2 separate regions of the Homo sapiens genome follow, and region 1 is linked to region 2. A link is a contact called in ENCODE Hi-C or POLR2A ChIA-PET data. All regions are on one chromosome and are shown on one strand. Each heading gives the region's core, a stretch centred on a gene start or an enhancer-like site at or near the end of the contact. The rest is flanking DNA. Distances are from core to core; before and after follow the strand shown. Region 1 has its middle 20 kb from the start of ZBTB20. Region 2 holds the start of SLC35A5 (solute carrier family 35 member A5).

Region 1 (6,348 bases), core at 943-3,442, 2.6 Mb after region 2:
CACACATGAATAGGAAGATAGGAGCTGGAGTCTTGTTCTGGATTCAAGGGAGCTTGAAGGATCCCTGCACCAGTGGTCTACCATTGACATACTGTGGCTACTCTCTGAGGTTACTTTTCTCTCTGTCTTCTACCCCTTACTCCTGTTCTAGAGCTCAAGTTCAAATTTCTGAGACTAAATCTGTTTGACATAGCTAATTATTCAAATCTCATTTAGGCTGAGCTTTCTCACCCAGCCACTGGCTAATGGGTGAATTAGCTGGTGTTGTGTCAGGTGACTGTTCCTGACTTCCTTATCTGTGGCCAGGGGTGTTTCTTAGAATTGGGGATGGGGGAGTGTGATCTCTGATGAAGGACACAACTCCCTTGGGATGCCCCTTCCACAGTGCTGTGTGTTAGTGTGTGGCAGGGTCCCATAACCAACACAAAAATTGCAGTAAGCATGTAGCTAGTAAATTCTCTGGGAGATCAAAGAACAAAGTATTTGATGTGGAATTGATAACCTAATGAGACTCCATGTCAAGGAAGGATTGGCACCATGTCCTGAATGATCAACAATAATCTAACTTAAAAGAGTAGGGAGGAGAGAATCTAATATAAAAGTATTGGCCTGGATAATAACTACAAGCAGGCCTTATCTTTACCCATTTTTTAATATAACTTTAAAAAATCTGACTGGGAGCCCAAAAACGCTCATAGCATTTAATTAGTCTGATTAGCACTAATTTTCTGGTTCTGGAGGTGAGGCCAGGAGCAGTTTTTTTCTCACCACTGAGTGGGTCTTTACACAAAGATATGTCTCAGGGTAGAGATTAATATAAGCTGACTTTTGGCCACTTCCTGCCTCACAGTAATTAGACAGGAAGCTTCCTAGCAAAGAGACAGAGTTAAGAAATACAGTTTCTTACCACTCCAGGAAAGGTACATATTAATTCCCTTTGCTTCTGCATCCACTGGTAGAAGCCATATTTGCCAACAGCTTTGCACTTCCATAGTATGGTTATTCTAAGCACCTAGGTGGAAACCAAGTTCTCTTACTGGACAGAACTCTTGTATTGGGCTACCTCATAAGTTGATAGCCACAGTAGAAGGTTGCTGTTGGATCAGATGCTGATTCCTGACTCAGTCAATGGTATGAAGGAGTGTGATTCTGTGGTTCACAGCAAGGAGAAGCTGTGGCAGTGTGGTAATTTGCATTAATGGAGTTATTTACTCATTCTGTATCTGTGCCATTTGCCATGGGACTTTGCATTCCTCCTGCTGAAGAGGCAGAATATATTTTCTCATTATTTGATTAAATTTTGTGCTTGGTCACGTGACTTATTTTGGCCAAAAGAATGACACATGCCAGAGTCTCAGTGAAGAGGACTTGTGTGTTTCTTCTTATCTTTGTGCATTTCTGCCATTGCCAAAGGAAAAACAGGCCTGTACCAGCTTTCTGGGCCAGAAAAGAATGAGAGACGTATAGGGTATACATAAGTGTTTCAGCTGGATCACCCCTATGGGCCCACCCTAGATCAGCTAACCTCTAGTGAACCAACTGATGTATGGGCTCAATAAATACCACTGAGATTTAGGGGTCCTTTGTCACATAGCAAGAGTTAACTGACATAGGCAGATTTGCTCAAAATGAGTCTGTAGATTTGTTAGCTTTAACCAGAATGGGGATGTGGCCATAACAAGCCCTCAAGCTGCCAGACTTCACTCCAGCAAACAGGTGACTTCCTTAAAGCCCAAGACAGACTGTAAACAACCCACAAGACTCATCAAACCAAAACCTCTGATGAAGATGGTATCTTCTTACGTAAGTACACATACAAAAATTTCAATCCCTGTTGCTCTAGACTCTGAGTTTAGCTGATAAATCCAATGAAATAGAAAACCAGGGGTTAAAACCACAAGGAAAGGAGCCCAAGCATCTATTAGAAGGGCAAGTCTATTTACTGGTAGCCGAGACCTTCTAATGTGTTTCCATGATATCAGGCAGCACTCATGGAAAGCTGTGGAAAATGTAGGACAACATGTCTATTTGACAGAATCAGGAAATACACACAGAGTATAAGGTATGACCTAGGTCAAAACCCAGAATCCAAGATCAGGACTCCTTTTGGGGAAGAATCTTGGCCTTATGAGGTTGGTTGGAAATGTCAGTGTAGCTGTTATAGTTTCCTGGAGTAGGTTTAGACTACACAGAGACTTTCATTCTTTCACAGGAAATGAACGGTCACCACGAAGATGCTTAGGGCATTTGTAAGGATGACAGCCACTTTTGTGATTTGCCTATCACAAGCTGTTCAATTTTGGCTTAATTTTATGTAAATAGCACTTTCTCTCGGCACTCTATGGATCACATGTTTGCAAGGAAAAGAGAGGAGTACACATAAAGCTCCTTGAGATATAGAATGAGATTTTCCCAGACATAAAGTATAGCTCAGACCTACAAAAGTGTATAATACCTAGTGGTATAAAGAACACTGTACAACATTTTTTCTCTGTCCTCCATGTGTTTACCCTGTGGTTGAAGAGTTAAATTCTCATATAAAAACAATTATATAAGTATGGGAAAAATATTGACCTACTGAGGAACTTTATAGCAAAGTCTTATTCTATTAAGAATTTTAAGATAATATTTAGCGTAATGGAAATAAGGTTCTTACAACAGAGTTTATTTTTTTCCTCCTTGTACATTGGTAAACAAATATACCAGACAGAGTAAGCAATGTTATAGTCTGGGACAAATTATATTATTGATTCTTTAAAAGACTTTTAATTTATGAGAAGGTTATGGCAGTCTAATCAAATAAATGGAAATTCATGTAGGTATGAGTCAAATAATCAAACATTATTATTCTTACTCTATTATACTTTTATGACCATAAATGCAATTTTATTTCAAAATATTAAACTTGTGATAGTATAGGAAGGACTTCATCCTTAAGATGTTGGAGCTGAAAATTTTAGGCCTTAAGAACTAATCCTGATATTTATGAAATGGATAAGTTTTCTTGGTTTTTATACTGATAATATATGTGGTATAATGTACAACTACAGAAGTGCCCCTACTTGAGACATATAAATAACAACAAATACTACTATAATAACCACCTTGAAATGAGTTTTTAATTGCTTTGATGACTATAGTAGCAATTCCCAAAATATGCTAGCTCTGTTTACTTTCAATTTTATTCGGCATATGGGCGTAGGAAAGCATTAGCATTTTCCAATTCCAAGGATGAATGTGTTTAATGTTAAAATAACTCAGAACAGTTTTATGTTTTTCATCATGAAGTTCAAGTAAGAAATATAAATACAGAAACTTGGGTCTGCTGCTATTCTGCCTATAAATTTGGTCAATCTGGTGAGGACGTGACCATAGAGAGCTTATGGATCAACTATTTGGGCTTCCTTTTACTACCAACTAAAACACATGATGCAAAATTATTTCCATCAATAGGACAACTATTTGAAAACATTCATACTGTGTAGACATGTTTTTAACCTCAATTTTTTCCCATCAATTCTGAATATATTTTTCGTGGGGGCTGGAGGTTGTAGTGATTGGTGCCATACCTAATAGTGGGGTATCAAAAAGTGACGGAGATTTGGGCTTGAGTCTCAGTCAACACAGTCAGCTTGCAAGAAATATAACTATTAATCACATTTATCAACTGAACTTAATTTTGATTGTGAGACCCCATTCTGCTGAGTGTTGGAAACTCAATCATTTTGGAGTTACAGCTGTGTTCTCCCAGTGCAGGTCCAGTGACCATGAGACTTGTAAAATGCCAAGATATGGGGAATGGGGATGGAGGAAGAATTTGGCATAGGTTGTCATGTGTCAGCCCTGGCATCTTCAGAGACAGCTTTTGTCTCATCTGATCTTTAGTTGTCTATCAGCACAAAACACTTCTGAGTTTCTATTTTTCCTGACAATTAGATTCTTTCAAGTTTTCTCCATAAACTTATTCCAGTGCCCATCTCAGATATTGTGTTTATTTGTGTTATTCTTGCATCATGCACTCTCAGGAAACTTGACAAGTTTAGTTGAACTCTTCATTTTCATGCTTTGCTTAGGCATTGTATTAGTTCATTTTCACACTGCTATAAAGATACTACCCAAGACTGGGTAATTTATAAAGAAAAGAGGTTTAATTGACTCACAGTTCTGCATGGCAGGTGAAGCCTCAGGAAACTTACAATCATTGTAGAAGGTGAAGGGGAAGCAAAGACTTTCTTCATGTGGCGGCAAGAAAGAGAGAGCCAGCAACAGCAGGGAAAACTGCTTTATAAAACCATAAGATCTCATAAGAACTCATTCACTATCACAAGAACAGCACAGGGGAAACCGTCCCATGATCCAATCACCTCCCGCCTGATTCCTCTCTCTACACATGGGGATTATGAGGATTACAATTCAAGATGAGATTTGTGTGCAGACACAAAGACTAACCACATCAGGTGTGTTAGAATTAACCTACTGCTCCTATATAATACTGTAACTGACATAAGGGAGAATTCTGAAAAAGCCTCAGGCCAATCTCTTTAGACATACCATGTGACCATTCCAACTCCAGGTTTCATTTGCATGCCCATCCTCATCCAGGCTAAGCAGGTCTCTTCAACAAACATTAGCTAATACCTGATAGTATGGAATTACACTTCAGTGTCTGATAGAGCCCTAAGAACGCTGAGAAACAGATAGTATCTTTTAGCACTTAGAGCTTGGACTAGGTCTTAAGGGAGAGGATTCCCTAAGGAAGTACTAAGTGAAAGTGACTTAAGGGTGGGATAACAGGAGCAAAGAAATGGAGGCGGAAACAATGAGACATGGATGTGACAGTTAGTTTAAAATCAATGAGAACACTGATTTGGTTATAAAGTTGGGTTCATGATGGGGAATCGTGGAAAGTAAGGTTGACCACGTAGTGTGAGCCACTTTACAGTAAATTTGTTAGGGCCAGAGCTGTGTTTCTTTTATAATAATGAGTTTTTTCTCCCACTTTTGACTGAGAACAATTTCAGGAAAGTGGAGAACAGAGAAGGCCAGTCCTAAAATATACAATTATGTACAGAAATTTTGATTTTAGTATAGTCAATATTGCTTCTTTTCCACCTTTCCTTCATAATAAATTTTAATGAAGATGGATGGGTTTCCAGCTCTCCGGTGAACTTGTGATTCTTGTGAGATAACCTTGCATGGGTCTCTGGAATAAAAGTCTGTAAGGAGAAGGCCACAACCTAGCTCATTAATAAACTCCAGCCTGAATCATCCAGTCCAGGTGTGGAAGAACCAGTTGTTGCAAACTGTTTTCAAAACAAAGCAGAGTAGACACTTACAAAGCTTCTCTCTTCTCTCCTTAGTCTTCAGGAAGAAATTTCCTGGGGCAAAGCCTGCTATAGCCACAGAAGCATATCTGTGGCTTCCTTTTTTTTTTTTTTTTTTTTTTTTTGAAACAGGGTCTCAGTCTGTCACCCACGCTGGAGTGCAGTGGCACGATCTCGGCTCACTACAACCTCCATCTCCAAGGTTCAAGCTATTCTTCTGCCTCAGCCTCCCTAGTAGCTGGGACTATAGGCATGCACCACCATGCCCGGCTAATTTTTTTTTGTATTTCGAGTAGAGATGGGGTTTCTTCATGTTGACCAGCCTGGTCTCGAACTCCTGATCTCAAGTGATCTGCCCACCTCGGCCTCCCAAAGTGCTGGGATTACAGGCACGAGCCACCGTGTCCAGCCTGTGGCTTCTAATAGAAGTTAAGTCATCCTTTTTCCTGTGCTGTTTTGCCTCAAACCAGCAACCATGGTTTAACTCAGGCGGTGCTGTGTGCAGAGGGAGAAGCTACCACAAAGCTGGAGAGCTGCTTTTTGACCATTCTTTGGAGTGCCACATTCTGCTGTGGTTTTGCTCCTATAATAGGTCTTTTGCTCTACACCTTTGCAGAGATGCATACAAATGTTTCTGCAAAGTACCATAACATCTTAAAGAATGCAGTGTTTGGCCCTGAGGCCATGTGTCTTGAAATTTTTTGTGTGTATTTATGAATGTGGGGACTTAGGGGAGTGAGATAGGGTGAATAGGTGAATATTTAATTGAATATTCTTTAATTGAATATGCCGATATGAATTTTATTAATGTGGAGGTTTTTTTTGGAATGTAGAATGACTATCTTTGCCTATTATCATTAACTTGTGTTCTAGAAATAAATATTAAATCAAAGAAAAAAGAATTCTTAAAAATTAGAAGAAATCACAAAAGTTTATATAGTGCTGTTTGAGACAAAATAAATCTAAAGGGTTCCATCTGCTGGTAGAAATAAAAAATGAATACAAATTAAAATATGCATTGTAA
Region 2 (6,345 bases), core at 310-2,809:
AGCAAAGCAAAACTCTCCACTATTCTTAGCATATTAAGGTATTTCACCCCCACACTGAGATTGGTACATTCTAACTGAAAGCTTAAAAACAACTAGAAAAAAAAAACAAAAACTAAGCAAGAACTTCCCATTAATTTACTATTCTTGCTCACTTTTCAGAAAGCAAAAATGAAGTTACAACAAAACACTCCAAAAGAGTTATAAAAGAAAAGCTTGAAGGCAGTTGTAGAAATTTACCTTTAAAAAAAAAATCAGTCACTACTGTAACAGCTAATGTGTCACAATTTTTTACTTTAAAAATGCTGTACTGTTGCCAATATATTTTTAAAAATTATACAGCCAGGAAGGTCAAACCGTGCCTTGTTATCACTAATAACCAGCTACGGCTATCTGAAAAGCTTGGGAAAAAGGTTTTGCTCGTTAGATGGGTTCAAGGTTACTGAATGAGATAATGTTGCCAATTTCACCTCCTTCCTCTGAAATCTAAACGAGTTGGGATCGCAGTCACAACTTCCCCACTACAGCGGACTTTCATGAAACTTAAAGGAAAAGTGACCTCACCTCAGGTCTCTTTTGACCTCTGTGTGTCAAACACTAAATTCATTTTTTAAAGAGAAGCAAAATCCTTGCTTAAAAAGGCTAAAAGACTTCCAGTGTTTGGATTTAACGTTCTTCAATCTACTCAGCCTCCGAACACCCTTCCAACCCGACGTACCCGACCGCGCAGAGTTATGACGGGAGAAGGCAGGAACACGCAGAGCGTCGCTCCAAGTTTACCCCTGAGGAGTCAGAAAGCCCTAACGAACAGCCGGTTAAGACTACGGGTGGGGGCTGCACACTTCCCTGTGTCTCGAGCCCTACTGCCTTCCTACACCTTGCCCCGCCGGAGAAAGCGGGGACTCCTGCGGCGCCTGGTCCCTGAAAAGTCGAGCATGTGCCTGACAGCTCCCGGCAACCCTGGCCTGGCTTACCTTGAGGACCGGGGTCAGGTACTCAGCCACTTCCAGTGCCTTTCCCTTCACAGTATTAATCACATTCTGCATCCTGGGGCCGGAGTAGCGGCCGGCCCCGCGACGGGATGGAAAGTGCAGCCGTGTCAGGGGCCAGGGAGTCAGAAAATGTCCTCGCTGCCACCGACTCGCATCAGCACCCGGCTGGCAGCACCCGAGGGGACGGGACGCGACGCGACGGGACGGGCGGGACGAGGGGGCGGGGCGGCAGGCACAGCGCGCGAAGACGGGGTGCGCGATCCTCGCACCCCAGGCAGCCCGCGACGGACCGGACCCAGCTGTCACCCAGCCGCGAGGGAGGGCAGCGGGGCCGAAGGGAGACCTGAGGTGAGAAGCGGACGCACACGCACCCCTCGCCCTCTGCGAGCTGTCTGTCCTCGCTTTGCTTCACTCGCGCCCCTTCCGGCTTCCCTTCCTTCTCACTCTCTTGCCGTAGCTGCGCCGCCACCGGGGCCTCACGTGACACTAGACTCTCCCGGCACGTGACGTGAGAAAGGGGCCGGGCTGGGGCGGGATAAGCCGCTTCTCCCCTCCTTCCGGAAGCGTAACACTGAACGTGCCTGCGCAATGGGTGTCGGGTCCGCTTTTTCCCAATCCGGACGTAATCGTGGTTTTTGTTCTGCAATAGGCGGCTTAGAGGGAGGGGCTTTTTCGCCTATACCTACTGTAGCTTCTCCACGTATGGACCCTAAAGGCTACTGCTGCTACTACGGGGCTAGACAGTTACTGTCTCAGCTCTAGGATGTGCGTTCTTCCACTAGAAGCTCTTCTGAGGGAGGTAACCGCGCCCCGCGGGCAAGGAATTGCGCCTGCGTCTGAGGGGAGGGTGCGCCAGTGAAGAGCCCTACTGCGCATGTGTGACTAGAAGGGTAGTCCCTGACTGTGAAGGGAAATCTGGCCCCCTCCTGTCGGGGAGGCGTCCTGTAGGCGTGCGCCCAATGGGGCTGTCAGTATTGGCATTTCTCCCCACTCCCCGCAGGCTCTATGCGCTATTCCTACAGTACGCTGGGAGGCTTTGGGCAAGTTACTTACCCAACCTGGGGTTTAGTGTCCTCAGCCTATCAAAAGAGGGCCTTAGATTCATTGATTTCTACGATCTCCTCCATTTCAAACACTAACTAGTTCAGTAAAACTTTACAGCAGTGTTTCAGATATTTCCATTTTGGTCGTTATTGTAATGAAGTCTGTCCTAATAAGCTTTTTCCTCCGAGGGAAAAGAGGAGGAAAATACAATTCTGAAAGCCTTATCTTACAGCAAAATTATTTACTAATAAGAGTAAAAGCGAGGCCGGGCGCGGTGGCTCACGCCTGTAATCCCAGCACTTTGGGAGGCAGAGGCGGGCGGATCACAGTCAGGAGTTCGAGACCAGCCTGGCCAACATAGTGAAACCCCGTCTCTACTAAAAATACAAAAATTAGCCGGGCGTGGTGGCGGGCGCTTGTAGTCCCAGCTATTCTGGAGGCTGACGCAGGAGAATCGCTTGAGTCCGGTAGGTAGGGGTTGCAGTGAGCCAAGACCGCGCCGTTGCACTCCAGCCTGGGTGACAGAGCGAGACTCCGTCTCAAAATACATAAATAAATAAAATTTAAAAATAAAATTCAAAATTGCTTTGAAGAATTCTTTTCTGCTGTTGCAAAGTGTCATTTGCTCACCTGCTACCTTTGTCAGCAGGTCTAATCTGGTTCTACGTTTTCTGTCTCCAGAGTACTCCCTCTTATCAGATTTTCACTTTCCTTTTGTCATAGTTTCTTTATGCCTCAACTTTCTTGGTGCTGATATAGTCATAGCCAAAATTTTTTAAAAATTCCTTTTTTGTCCTCACGATCAATGGTATTTGCGTTTAGGGTCTGCCAACAAGGTCGTTCATGAAAGTGTTTTTCTCTTTAAGGTAATTAAAAAACAGTGGAATGGAAAAACAGTGCTGTAGTCATCCTGTAATATGCTCCTTGTCAACAATGTATACATTCCTGCTAGGTGCCATATTCATTGCTTTAAGCTCAAGTCGCATCTTACTAGTGAAGTATTCTGCCAATGAAGGTAAGTTAAGACTTGGTATATGCATGGAGCACTTCCATCTAATCACACATCTCTCTCTTGCCTTTGGTTCTGTTATATATAACATGGAAATAATAATGCCTTTTGCTTCATGTGAGTGATAAAGCATATTTAAATTTGATTATTTAACCTTGCATTCCTCAACAAGAAAAAATGTTTGATAATGGATGAAATGTGAGTCAATCAGATACAAAAATCAAACCCTTTGGTGAAGAACCAGTCGTAACATTTGACTGTTAATTCAATCAACAGGTGTTTCTGGACCTATAGCAAAATGTGTAATTGCGCCTTATTTTGAAGTAGAAGGATATATTTGTTTGGTCACTTGGCATTTGTGAGGTACTTACTATTGTAATTATTGTATCAATGGTAAGGTGTCAGCATTATATTGTGCGGTCATATTGTATCAACAGTATAAATTATAAGCTTTGATAAGTATGTATTTAAGAAATCTTTTTTTATGTAGGGATTTAAGCAAACACTTTAATTCCACAAAACTGTATTGAGTACTTCTTACTAGTTATTGAGTGAAGGGGTGGGTTGCCCCTCCACATCTGTGGGTGTTTCTCGTTAGGTGGAACGAGAGACTTGGAAAAGAAAGGGACATAGACAAAGTATAGAGAAAGAAAAAAGGGGGCCCAGGGGACCGGCGCTCAGCACACGGAGGATCTCTGCCAGCCTCTGAGTTCCATTAGTATTTATTGATCATTATTGGGTGTTTCTCGGAGAGTGGGATGTGGCAGGATCATAGGATAGTAGTGGAGAGAGGGTCAACAGGTAAACACGTGAACAAAGGTCTCTGCATCATAAACAAGGTAAAGAATTAAGTGCTTTGCTTTAGATATGTATACACATAAACATTTCAATGCCTTAAAGAGCAGTATTGTTGCCCGCATGTCCCACCTCCAGCCCTAAGGCGGTTTTCCCCTATCTCAGTAGATGGAATATACAATCGGGTTTTACTCCGAGACATTCCATTGCCCAGGGACGAGCAGGAGACAGATGCCTTCCTCTTGTCTCAACTGCAAAGAGGCGTTCCTTCCTCTTTTACTAATCCTCCTCAGCACAGACCCTTTACAGGTGTCGGGCTGGGGGACGGTCAGGTCTTTCCCTTCCCACGAGGCCATATTTCAGACTATCACATGGGGAGAAACCTTGGACAATACCTGGCTTTCCTAGGCAGAGGTCGCTGCGGCTTTCCACAGTGTTTTGTGTCCCTGCGTACTTGAGATTAGGGAGTGGTGATGACTCTTAACGAGCATGCTGCCTTCAAGCATTTGTTTAACAAAGCACATCTTGCACAGCCCTTAATCCATTTAACCCTGAGTTGACACAGCACCTGTTTCAGGGAGCACAGGGTTGGGGGTAAGGTTACAGATTGCAGAACAAAATGGAGTCTCCTATGTCTACTTCTTTCTACACAGACACAGTAACAATCTGATCTCTCTTTTCCCCACAATTGAGGACACATACAATCATGATATGACCTTTAATGGTCTACTACTTGGAGAGTCAGATGTGTACCCAAGTCTCTACTGCAGTTAACATTTACCTGCCAGGCACTAGGCTAAGTATTAGCAGCAGGTTCAAAGTGCATAAGATATAGACCTTGTCCTCAAGACTTAGTTTATTAGGAGAGACATGAATGTAAACACATCATGAAAATCCATTATAATAACTGCAATAATTGATATATCCTGAAGATGCAGAGATTGTCTAGAGGATAAAGTTATATATTCTGTTTGGTAGGGGATGATGTGGAGTTCAAATGGATCAGAGAACACTTCGCTGATTAGAAGTCAGTTGATCCACTAGAAGTCAAGGTGAACAAGGGGATTCAAAACAGAGGCAACAGCCTGTAAAAGGGAACAGAGGCATAAAAAAGCAGGATATGTTGTGAGAATATGTAGTTTGAAATTACCAAGCAAAAAGTTTAAGGACTCGTAGCCAGGCACAGTGGCTCATGCTGTAATCCCAGCACTTTAGGAGGCCAAGGCCGGCGGATCACTTGAGGTCAGGAATTTGAGACCAGGCTGGCCAACATGGTGAAACCCATCTCTACTAGAAATACAAAAAATTAGCTGGGTTTGTTGGCGTGTGCCTGTAATCCCAGCTATGAGGGAGACTGAAGCAGGAGAATGAACCCGGGAGGCAGAGATTGCAGTGAGCCGAGATCATGCCACTGCACTCCAGCCTGGGCAACAGAGCAAAACTGTCTCAAGAAAAAAGAAAAAAAAAAGTTTAAGGACTCAGAAGAAAGAGAAGGAGTGGTTGGCTGGAGAGAGGTTGGTAAGTCTCAGATTTTTAAGGACTTCATATTCCATGGTAAGGAGCTGGGACCTTAGTCTCTAGGCCAGTCTGAGGGATAAGGGATACTTGAAGGATTATAAATAGGAGAGTAAAATGAGGGACTGTTATGGTAGCTGGATGGCAGTGGAAAAGACAGGAAGCTCAATAGCCAGTTAAGGGGTTATTGCAAAGTAAAGCCATAGGTGATGAAGACTAACTTAGTGTTTTGGAAGTAGTAAGATAAATAAGGAGTATTCAGAACATAGAAAAGACAGGATTTGGAGAATGTATTGAATATGAAAATTAAAAAAGATAACATATAGCTCCAAGGTTTCTGGTTTGAATGCTGAGTGGATTGATGCTGTTCTTAGCTGAGATGGAGACTATTAGGAGGAAGAGTAGGTTGGGCAGAGTTTGAAAAGATTGTAGTTGAAGAGGTCAGGAGCTATGTCCCTACTGCAGTTTTCTGCAGTATCTGGCATGTCATGCACATGAGGGAAATACCAATTATATGAATAAATAGGAGGTAGGTTTTCGTTTGGATATTTATAGTGGGCAATAAGTTAAATGTTCTAGAATATAGATTTGGGGACATTAATGTCAAATTGATATTTAAAACTTAAGGAACAGAGAGAGGACTCATGCAGAATGAGAAAATAAAGAGGGCCAAACTCCGAGGAATGCCAGCATTTAAGTGACATGCGGACACCAGAAAAGCATTAAGGAGACATCATTAGCGAGATGGGATAACTAAATGCACATGACTCATAGAAAGGAAAGAAAGTTTGAAGACTGAGAAAGAATGGCAACATCATGATAAGCTAAAGATTAAAGGATACCCTTTAGAGTTAAGAATGAGAATATGTTTGATAATCTCAGAAAGGAGTTAGTTTCAGATATCAGATTACTTGGAGATAAGACCTGAATGGAAAGTGAGTAAAGGGCAGATAAAGAACGTTGATACTGTTTCAGGGAGAGATGGAGAAGGTA

What was found. A loop is a pair of places that touch in the nucleus more often than their neighbours do. ChIA-PET counts read pairs that join two places held with the same protein, here RNA polymerase II (POLR2A). Pooled maps may share reads with other maps.
Region 1: a loop to region 2 is called in a pooled map, with 2.5 times the contacts of the local background. The contact joins the enhancer-like site here to the promoter of SLC35A5 in region 2. A Hi-C loop is called at or near these places in 1 of 168 maps with a recorded cell type or tissue (CD8-positive, alpha-beta T cell) and 1 of 50 pooled maps. POLR2A ChIA-PET finds 5 or more read pairs at or near these places in 1 of 52 experiments (naive thymus-derived CD8-positive, alpha-beta T cell).

Annotation. Positions count from the first base shown.
Region 1 is chr3:115,163,704-115,170,051 of GRCh38, forward strand. No RefSeq gene overlaps it. Among named protein-coding and RNA genes, the nearest start is that of ZBTB20, 20 kb to the left of the region's middle. Within about 2 kb of position 2,193, at least 3 of the 41 ENCODE cell types and tissues checked have a DNase peak (open chromatin) inside an H3K27ac peak, as active enhancers do; they include CD8-positive, alpha-beta T cell, where a contact is called at or near this core.
Region 2 is chr3:112,560,486-112,566,830 of GRCh38, forward strand. SLC35A5 (solute carrier family 35 member A5) reads left to right here and starts at 1,560. Exons shown (of 7, transcript NM_017945.5): 1 at 1,560-1,788; 2 at 2,900-3,048. The coding sequence starts at 2,919. ATG3 (autophagy related 3) reads right to left here and starts at 1,477. Exons shown (of 12, transcript NM_022488.5): 1 at 972-1,477. The coding sequence starts at 1,043. RefSeq lists enhancers at 239-1,048, 1,049-1,858, 3,479-4,288, 4,289-5,098.